Regions from separate parts of the Homo sapiens genome. Here region 1 is linked to region 2. The links are chromatin loops, found by intact Hi-C in ENCODE. Cell type or tissue: gastrocnemius medialis. All regions are shown on one strand.

Evidence for each region. A loop is a pair of places that touch in the nucleus more often than their neighbours do. Peaks named below come from ENCODE experiments on the same cell type or tissue, not always from the same donor. Only the 100,000 strongest peaks of a DNase experiment are listed, where the experiment ranks them.
Region 1: it touches region 2 in a loop (3-fold over the local background); 1 of 110 quality-filtered maps calls a loop at or near these places.

Annotation. Positions count from the first base shown.
Region 1 is chr18:79,098,453-79,103,452 of GRCh38, reverse strand. All of the region lies in intron 2 of ATP9B (ATPase phospholipid transporting 9B (putative)), which reads right to left. Among named protein-coding and RNA genes, the nearest start is that of ATP9B, 32 kb to the right of the region's middle. In gastrocnemius medialis, a CTCF peak has its summit at 2,269; a DNase peak (open chromatin) is centred at 2,372; H3K27ac peaks cover 2,840 bases.
Region 2 is chr18:79,216,065-79,221,064 of GRCh38, reverse strand. The region is part of intron 11 of ATP9B (ATPase phospholipid transporting 9B (putative)); the gene reads right to left. Among named protein-coding and RNA genes, the nearest start is that of ATP9B, 150 kb to the right of the region's middle. In gastrocnemius medialis, no CTCF peak of the experiment used is centred here; DNase peaks (open chromatin) are centred at 2,814 and 4,674; H3K4me3 peaks cover 1,444 bases; H3K27ac peaks cover 3,464 bases.

The sequences.
Region 1 (5,000 bases), 120 kb after region 2:
CCTTTTCAAGAACATCATCCTTCTGTGTGGCTTCCACGATCACCACAATGATAAGGACTCTGCAACTTACATCTCCAGAGCCTGTTTCTGGGTCTGACAAAACTATGTATTAGACCACTTCTCCTGCCAATGCTTTGTTTTGTTTCTTAATACAAGATAGATTTCTTAAAAAAAAAAAAAAAAAACTACAAATAGTTATTTGGTTTAGTTAAGTAATATCTTTAAAAAACCCACAGTCCATATCTGCTTAATGCTGCAATACTGTCAGCTCCCACCTGGGAAAGAACAAGGTGACGGTGACCCTTCTCGCTACTGCACAATGCTGTACGTTCCAGCCAGCTCCACAAGGCAAGGCACACAGACCATAACGGAAGAAGTAATACCACTGCTATCTGCAGATGGCATGACTGTCTTTATAGATTACAAGGAATCTACAAAACCACTCTTAGCACCAGTGAGTTCAGCAAGGTTATAGGATAAAGGATCTAACATACAAAATCAACTGTATTTCTACACACTAGCAAAGAAAATGTGGAATCCAAAATTTAAAATACCAAACCATTTACGATCACTCCAAAAAGTTAAACACTTAGGAGTAAATCTAATGTTTGCATGCTGAAAACTACAAAACGCTAGTGAAAGAGATCAAATTATCTTCAAATAAAACGGAGCAAAAGGTACCATGTTCATGATCTAGAAGACTCAACATAGGAAACATGTCAATCCCCCCCAAACTAATAAAATATATAGGTTCAACACAAGTCCTATCAAAATCCTAGTAAGGATTTTGTAGATATGAACAAGATTATTCTAAAATTTCTAAGTGAAGGCAAAGGAACTAGAATAACTTAAAGATTTCTGAAAAAAGTAAGAAGAATTAGCCTACCCATGTTAAGATTTTCTATAAAGCCACAGTACAGCACACTGTGTGGTACTGGCAGGAACTGACACACTGATGAGATGGAGAAGAGAACAGAACCAAGGCCACAGACAGCTCCGCTCATGTACAATCAAGTGGTATTAGAATATTTGGATACGCACTGGCTAAAAAATGAACTTCAACCTAAACCTCTCACCTCACCAAAAAAATTTTTTTAAATATTCAAATGTAAAGCTATAAAATGCATGCAAGAACATCTTCAACAAAGAGTTCTGTGAAATTCTTAGATGCGACACCAAAAGCACAATTCACAAAAGTAACAAAAGCAATAATTCAGACCTCACCAAAATTAAAAACACTGGATCCAGTGAAGTCTCTCTGAATCTCAACGGATGGAAAGACAAGATACAGACTGGCAACATGGTGAAACTTTGTCTCTACCAAAATACACAAAAAAAACTTAGCCGGGCATGATGGTGGGCACCTGTAGTCCCAGCTACTCGAAAGGCTGAGGCAGGAGAATGGCTTGGACCCAGGAGGCGGAAGTTGCAGTGAGCCAAGATCGAGCCACTGCACTCCAGCCTGGGTGACAGAGCGAGACTCCGTCTCAAAAAAAAGAAAAAAAATAAAATAAAAAGGAAAGAAAGAAAATATGTCCAACTACATGTCTGACAGAGGACCCATAGTTAGAATATGTAAAGAACTCTCCAAATTCAACAAGAAAAAAATAATAAACAACACAAGTAGAAATTAAAGATGGAAAAACATTTACTTATGAGAGTACACAAATGGCAAAAAGATGTCCAACCTCCCTAGCATTAAGAAAATGGGAATGAAAAACACAATGAACCATCACTCCATATCTACTAGAACAGCTACAATCAACAACAGTGACAATAAACTGGATCTCTCAAACACTGCTAGTGCAAATGTAAAATGGTACAGCAACTCTGGGAAATATTTTGGCAGTTTCTTAAAAAGCTAAATATACACTTACCATACAACCCAGCAATGAAGTTTCTGGACATTTATTCCAGAGAAATGAAAACTTCTGTCCACACACATCCACACACACAAATGTACACAATTGTTCATGGCAGCCTTATTTCTAATATCCAAAAACTTGACACAACCTACACAACAGCTTGGATGGCTCTCACAGCATTATGTTGAATGAAATAGGCCAACCTCAAAAAACAAATCACATAATACAGATATCACTACAATATGGAAAAAAAATAGAACAATTTTTAAGTATCACATATTGAGTAATTTCAGTTATGTAACATTCTTGATATTAAAACGAGATGCAGAACTGATGAGTGGTTTCCAAGGCCAGGGCTCAGAGGGACAGGAGTGGCTGTGGCACAGGAAGCTCCCTGTGGGGTTGGAATGGTTCTGCATCTTGGCTGCAGTGGTGATTACAAAATCAACACCTGATGAAATCACCGAGAACTGCACACACACACTGTGCCAAGGTAAGTGTCCTGGTTTCATATTATAGTTACATAAGATGTAACAACTGGGGTAAACTGGGTCAAAAATACAAGAAACCTGATATGGTTTGGCTGTGTCCCCACCCAAATCTCATCTTGCATTTAACTCCCACAATTCCCACCTGTTGTGGGAGGTGATTGAGTTATGGGGGTGGGACTTTCCTGGGCTGTTCTCCTGATAGTGAATGAGTCTCACGAGATCTGATGATTTTAAAAACAGGAGTTTTTCTGCACAAGCTCTCTTTGCCTGCTGCCACCCACATAAGATGTGACTTGTTCCTCCTTGCCTTCTGCCATAATTGTGAGGCCTCCCCAGCCATGTGGAACTACTGTGAGTCTAACTGAACCTCTTTCTTTTGTAAATTGCCCAGTCTCGGGTATGTCTTTATTAGCAGTGTGAAAATGAACTAATACAGGACCCCTCTATACTATTTTTGCAATTCCTGTAGCTAATTATTTCCAAATTCAAAATTTTTAAAAATTTTTTTAAAAAGTAAAAGAATGACAATATATACCATGCAAACATTAATCAAAAAAGCTGGTATAGTTTTATTGAAATTAGACAAGTCTTCACAAAGTATATTTAAAGATAAAAGAGGAACAATTAAAGACAATAAAAGGTCAACTGAAAAGGTTAATAATCCTAAATGTCCATCATCTAATAACACACTCCAAAATTAACCAAAAGAAAGACACATCCACAATGATGTTTAGAAACTCATGAAGTCTCTCAGTAACTGACAAACAAGCAAACCATGAACAGCAACACAGATTTGAACTAGACAACCAACAACTATGACTTCACTGACATACAGAGCAGTGCACTTAACAACTGAAAAATACAAATTATTTTCAAATACACAAAGAAAATTTGCTACAAGTTGTCTATATGATGAACCATAAAGCGAGTCTCAACACATTACAAACACTGAAATTTTTATTTTATTTTTTGAGACAGAGTCTCACTCTGTTGCCAGGCTGGAGTGCAGTGGCATGATCTCGGCTCACTGCAACCGCCGCCTCCTGGGTTCAAGTGATTCTCCTGTGCCTCAGCCTCCCGCATAGCTGGGGCTACAGGTGCACACCACCATGCCCAGCTAATTTTTGTACTTTTAGTAGAGACAGGGTTTCACTGTGTTGGCCAGGATGGTCTCAATCTCTTGACCTCGTGATCCACCTGCCTCAGCCTCCCAAAGTGCTGGGATTACAGGCGTGAGCCACTGCACCTGGCCCATTTTTTAAAATTATAAGTATATTCAATGGCCTCATGAAATTCAGATACAAATCAATTACAAAAAAATAACTGCAAAAAACAGGTTGGGCATGGTGACTCATGCCTGTAATCCCAGCACTTTGGGAGGCTGAGGTGGATCACTTAAGCTCAGGAGTTCAAGACCAGCCTGGGCAACATAGCAAGACCTGGTCTCTATTTAAAATGATAATAATTATAAAAAGTTAACTAGGAAAAATCTCTAACTTTGGAAATCAAGCAACATAGTTATAAATCAAACATGGATTTAGATTAGAAATGACAATGGAAATTAGAAAATATTTGGGCCCAGGGACGGTGGCTCACGCCTGTAATTCCAACACTAAGGGAAGCCAAGGCAGGCAGATCACTTGAGGTCAGGAGTTTGAGACCAGCTTGCCAACTTGGCAAAACCCCATCTCTACTAAAAATACAAAAATTAGCCGGGGATGCTGGTGCACATCTGTAGTCCCAGCTACTCAGGAGGCTGAGGAAGGAGAATCGCTTGAACCCAGAAGGCGGAGGTTGAGGTGAGCTGACATCACACCACTGCACTCCAGCCTGGCAACAAAGCAAGACTCCGTCTCAAGAAAAGAAAAGAAAGAAAAAAGAAAAGAAAAGAAAAAAGAAATAGATTTTGAACTTAATGATAATACCTGTCAAAACTTAAATGCACCTATTTTTAGAAAGGAAAAAGGAAGAATATTGGAGACCTGAGCATTCATCTTATGAAGCTAGAAAAAGAAAAGCGAGTTAAAGTCAAACAAAATAAGAGAGAAAATAAAGGGAAGACCAGAAATCAATCAAACAGGAATCAAACACCCTGAGAAGGCCATAGCATCACTTACACAGTATTCCACAGAGGGTGCTTAAGCTGAGTTTAACTTCGAGGAAACACAAACAAAACAGAATGTGAAACATTCTGTATAATAACTGATGTTCATTCTTCAAAAATGTCAATGGAATGAAAGATAAACACTGAACTACTACTCCAGATTAAAAGACACTAAAAAAGCATGCCACCTAAATGTGACATGTGACCATATCCAGTACTAGAGAAAATAAGGCTACAAAGGACATTACTGGGATGATAGACAACATTGAAATATAAACTTAAAGTAGATACAAAGCATTGTATCAATGTTAAATTTCCTGAATTTGATAACTGTACTAAGGTTATATAAGAAAATACCTATTTCTTCATGTGTTTTTTGGCTGCATAAATGTCTTCTTTTGAGAAGTGTCTGTTCATGTCCTTCGCCCACTTTTTGATGGGGTTGTTTGTTTTCTTCTTGTAAATTTGTTTGAGTTCATTGTAGATTCTGGATATTAGCCCTTTGTCAGATGAGTAGGTTGCGAAAATTTTCTCCAATGT
Region 2 (5,000 bases):
TTGCTTAACCATTCTATGTAGCAGGGATTATGTGGATGATTTTTAAGGCAATTATATCCCAGGAACTTCCTAGTCTAGGCCACACCTACAGTAGAGGGCAACGGGAGAGGACGCTGCAGATACTGAGGCAAAAGCACAAGAGGCCCAAAGGCTGAAGAGAGCAAGTCAGAGGCAGCAGGGCCCAGCAAGAGGGCGTGACATCCTACAGCTCCAGCTGAAAAGAAAAGGGCACTCTCTTCTTTCTTACTGCTGCATCATGGAATAAAGAAGATAACTCTATAAATGTGGTATTTATTAAATTGAATTTACATAAGAGATCTACAAGCAACCGAATATAAGACTTGTCTCCCTAGAAGATCAATTACTGGATAAACCTAGAAAATGTGAAATGATGCTCAATTTGCCTTGACATACAATCTACAATAGTGGCTGTATTTTTTTTAATTAATCTATTTTTTCTTAATGAGACAGGGTCTCACTCTGCTGCCCAGGCTGGAGTGCAGTGGTGCAATCATGGCTCAGTGTAGCCTCAAACTCCTAGGCTCAGGCGATCCACCCACCTCAGCCTCCTGAGTAGCTGGTACTACAGGCACATGCCACCACGCCCAGGGAATCTTTGTATTTTTTGGTAGGGACAGGTTTTGCCATGTTGCCCAGGCTGGTCTCGAACTCCTGGGCTCAAGAAATCCGGCCGCCTCAGCCTCCCTAAATGTTAGGATTACAGGAGTGAGCCACTGCACCTGGCAGAAAATATTTGTAAGAAGGAAAGGATGCTCTCCAAAATATTATATAAAAGCTTATAATTTTAGATAATCCAGTGTCTGTAACAGCCTCCAAACTTCAACAACTCATTTTCATCACTGTACTCGAAGTCTTACCACCAATAACTACTTTGCTTCCAAAACTCCTTGTCCATAAGGAGCCCTCTCACTGCCATCCACCATCACGACCGGCTGTCCCTGCCTTCTCTGCTTACATGTCCACATGCAAACCTCTGCACCAGCCCAGCAGCCTATCTCTGCTTCTGCGTTGGGGCTCCTGAACATCAGCCTCAGAACAGCCATATCCTGGTTACTGGCACCATTTTAAATTTAAGATTCCCAACAACAGCTGGATCCTTCACATTGCCAACAATGTATGAGCCTAAATTGTTAGGCTCTCGTCTTCTTGAGCCCTTCAAGAACTGTCTCAAAGTCTTACCATGTTGCATCAATTTCACTACCGAAAGTGTTGTTGTGATTAACTTCTTTCTTATATCAGATTTTACTGAAGCATTTTTTAACCTCAGGAACGTAAAGCAATTTTGTGAATTGTCAGGGTCCTGCTATACACACTGTAATGAAGAAAGGAAATAAATATAAAGAGAAAAAAGGACGGAAGGAGAGGGAGGAGAAAGAAAGAGAAGAGGGGAGGGAGACAGAAAGAGTGACATACTGATAGACTTGAAATATTTTCTACAAATGAAAGAAGTAATGCCATAGTTCCTGTGGTGGCCATGTAATTCTATATGATTTTCTTTTCAGTAATCTTATCCTGTTTAAGTTACTACTGGATGCCCACTAAACTTATTCTTCCATATGATTAATATTTTTATTTGTAAGACCCCCTATTCTTTTACTAAAAACATTAATAGGTTTGTGATATGGATTTTTCTCACCATAAAAAAAAAACCAAAATCAATAAAATCTCTTCCCTTACAGCACAATCAGTCCACTTCTCATCAGCACTGCCACCGCCATGCTCTGGGCTGCCTGGTAAATATGCTCAGAATTCCCTCTCCCTCACCCTGGACCCGGCTCCCTCAACACAGCACTCTCTCCTTCCCCCAAACCCTTGGAAGAGTCCTCCAGCTGTGATTGCACCTGAGTCCCACCCTAATAAACGTACTGTCAGTTTTAATTTTACCAAGATTTCCTCGTTGCTAAAATTACCAACCTCTTTTCTACTTTTCACTCCAAATGATCTTCTCTGTCCCCAGCACACTGTTGACTACTGGCCACTCCCTAAAATGCTTTCCTCATTCATTATTCTTATCCTGGTTTCTCTTCCTCTCCTTATCCCTTAAATATTGGTATTCTTCCGGGTTCTGCAAGGTTCCTCTTTTTCGTACACTGTGTAAAAGCCCTGGGAAATCTTGTTCGTGGCTGTTGCTGCTCATGAAGTATTTCCAATTCTCCCTCCTTCTGCACACGAGCTAGAAGTGCAACTCCCTGACTCCTTGAACTTGGCCAAGGCCTTTTAATTGTTCTGGCCAATGAAATGTGACCCATATCACTCGCTCGCAAAGCCTTAAGAATCAGTCAGTATGTAATTGGCCACATCAGTATTTTCTTATCCCAGTGGTCATGGAAATGTGTTTCCAAGACAGGCCCTGAGTGACCATGACCAACAGGAGCTGTCAGCCTGCGCTGGACCCAGAATACGAAGAAAATATGACAAGAAGCAGGAGCTGCCAGTCAGTGCCGGACCCGGAACACGAGGAAAACATGACCAACAGGAGCTGCCAGCCTGCATCAGACAAGGAACACAAGGAAAATACGACAAGAAACAGGAGCTGCCAGCCTGTGCCGGACACGGAACACGAGGAAAATATGACCAGCAGGAGCTGCCAGCCTGCGTGAGACAAGGAACACAAGGAAAACATGACAAGAAGCAGGAGCTGCCAGCCTGTGCCAGGCATGGAACACCAGGAAAACATGACAAGAAGCAGGAGCTGCCAGCCTGGCCAGACCTGGAACACAAGGAAAACATGACCAGCAGGAGCTGCCAGCCTGCGTCAGACACGGAACACGAGGAAAATATGACAAGAAGCAGGAGCTGCCAGCCTGTGCCGGACATGGAACACGAGGAAAACATGACAAGAAGCAGGAGCTGCCAGCCTGTGCCAGATACAGAACATGAGGAAAACATGACCAGCAGGAGCTGCCAGCCTGGCCGGACCTGGAACATGAGAAACACAACGCTGGGGAAGCCACTGCGGAGTATGAGGCACTTTATTATCAGAGCATGACTCAGCCTATCCTGACCGATAACCACTACTCATTCAAAAATATGTATTTGCAGCTCAATTTCTCTGCTGACGACGAACTCCAATGTATCAATGTCCCAATATGGCTTCTACTCAGAGAGCTGTCAGAATTGAGTGTTAGAAACATTTTTGCTACCTGAAGAAATCCAACAAAGCTCAGGTAAAGGATGAGATGAGATTTCCCCTGTACATGTTTACCGTTTTGTTTGCACCAGCCTTCTTTGAAGCCCAAAAGTTTGTTGGTTTACTAAGCAACAGAAGAACACTGTGATGTCACCGTCAGAAAACAGTCTTACCAGCAATAAACAATAATTTCCACCTTTCCGTCTCTGTTCAGAGACCAATGTCACAATTCTCTTCCATTCAACATGTATCAATACCGAGGCTTCCCCTGGATAAATTACATGTTACCTTTCGCCCAGTGTAGCTTGCTCAAAACCTTCTCCTGAATTTTATTCTTGTAAAACTAGCATTTAACACTCAGAAATATTTAAGTATATATTTCATTTCCCTGTTATGTTATGTCTTAATTGGATGTTTAAATACCAAATCTGGCGGGGCGCAGTGGCTCACGCCTGTAATCCCAGCACTTTGGGAGGCAGAGGCGGGCGGATCACGAGGTCAGGAGAATGAGACAATCCTGGCTAACAAGGTGAAACCCTGTCTCTAATAAAAATACAAAAAATTAGCCAGGCGTGGCGGTGGACGCCTGTAGTCCCAGCTACTTGGGAGGCTGAGGCAGGAGAATGGCGTGAACTCGGGAGGCGGAGTTTGCAGTGAGCCGAGATTGCGCCACCGCACTCCAGCCTGGGCAACACAGCAAGACTCTGTCTCAAAAAATAAATAAATAAATAAACAAACAAAGAAATAAATACCAAATCTAAGGAAAACGTCCTCAGGAGCTTCACTATCAGCAGCGCTTTGTCTTGAGACGTGTCACGGCTCCATGCCTTGTGATCTCCCCGGCTCTACAGTCGGGAACGCACTCTTCTCCCCGGGAGCCATCGTGTGGATTCAAGACATAATACACGTAGAGTTTTAGACAAGTGCCTACCATGTGGTCAATGTTCTCCAAGCTGGAGCTAGAACCGCTATCGTGAATCCCTATTGGGAGGGGAGGACTCAGCATGTATTAATCACCAGGAAAATACCAGCCACTGAAAGAACACTTTTACATCAGGTTGAAAAGCTAACATGGTAAGCAGCAAGAAGTAAATCCAATTCTGTAAAACTCCAAAGACACCCTTTCAATTATGAGATATATTCTGCCAACAATAAGCAAATTTAGAAGACTATTTTTTAAGAAAGGAGAAGAGGAAGAGAGGAACAGGGAAAAGAAAAGAAGAGGGAGAGAAGGAATGCCCACACAGCGGAAACTGGAAGAATTTCTAGGCCACGTGGTAGCTGACAGTACAGAACCTCCTGCCTTGCACAAACTAGTTACAAAATGACCATTTCTTGACTAGCAATCAGGGTAGGGCTGAAAAATTACCACACTGAAAACCTTTCCTTTTATAGAAAAATAAAAATTACAGCTAACATTTACTGAGCATCTGTCATGTAGCAAGTACTTTCCTAAGAGCAACGTGTGCATGAGCATGACCTTGTTCCTGGCAAGCCCACTTCAGAGAGGGGAGGGTGGAGAGGGTGAAGAGGCTGAGGGACACACGAGTGTGCACCAAGGCCTGGACACAGACCCAGCAGCGAGGCTTCAGGGCTACATTCCAAACCATGCTTGCAAAACTAGGAGGCCGCTCCAACGCAGAACCAAGACCCTGAGTAAAGAGCTTGACGAGCCAAAAGTAACAGGTGTATAGATGGGAAGAAATAATAAAGTGGAGACTGAAATGAAAAAATGACAGAAAATAAGTTGAACTGAAGAAAAAGGTGGGCTAAAAAAGGAATCACAGTAAAAGGCAGTGTAGCTTTAAAGATTTTAAATTCATATTTAAAATTAATTTACCCTCAAATA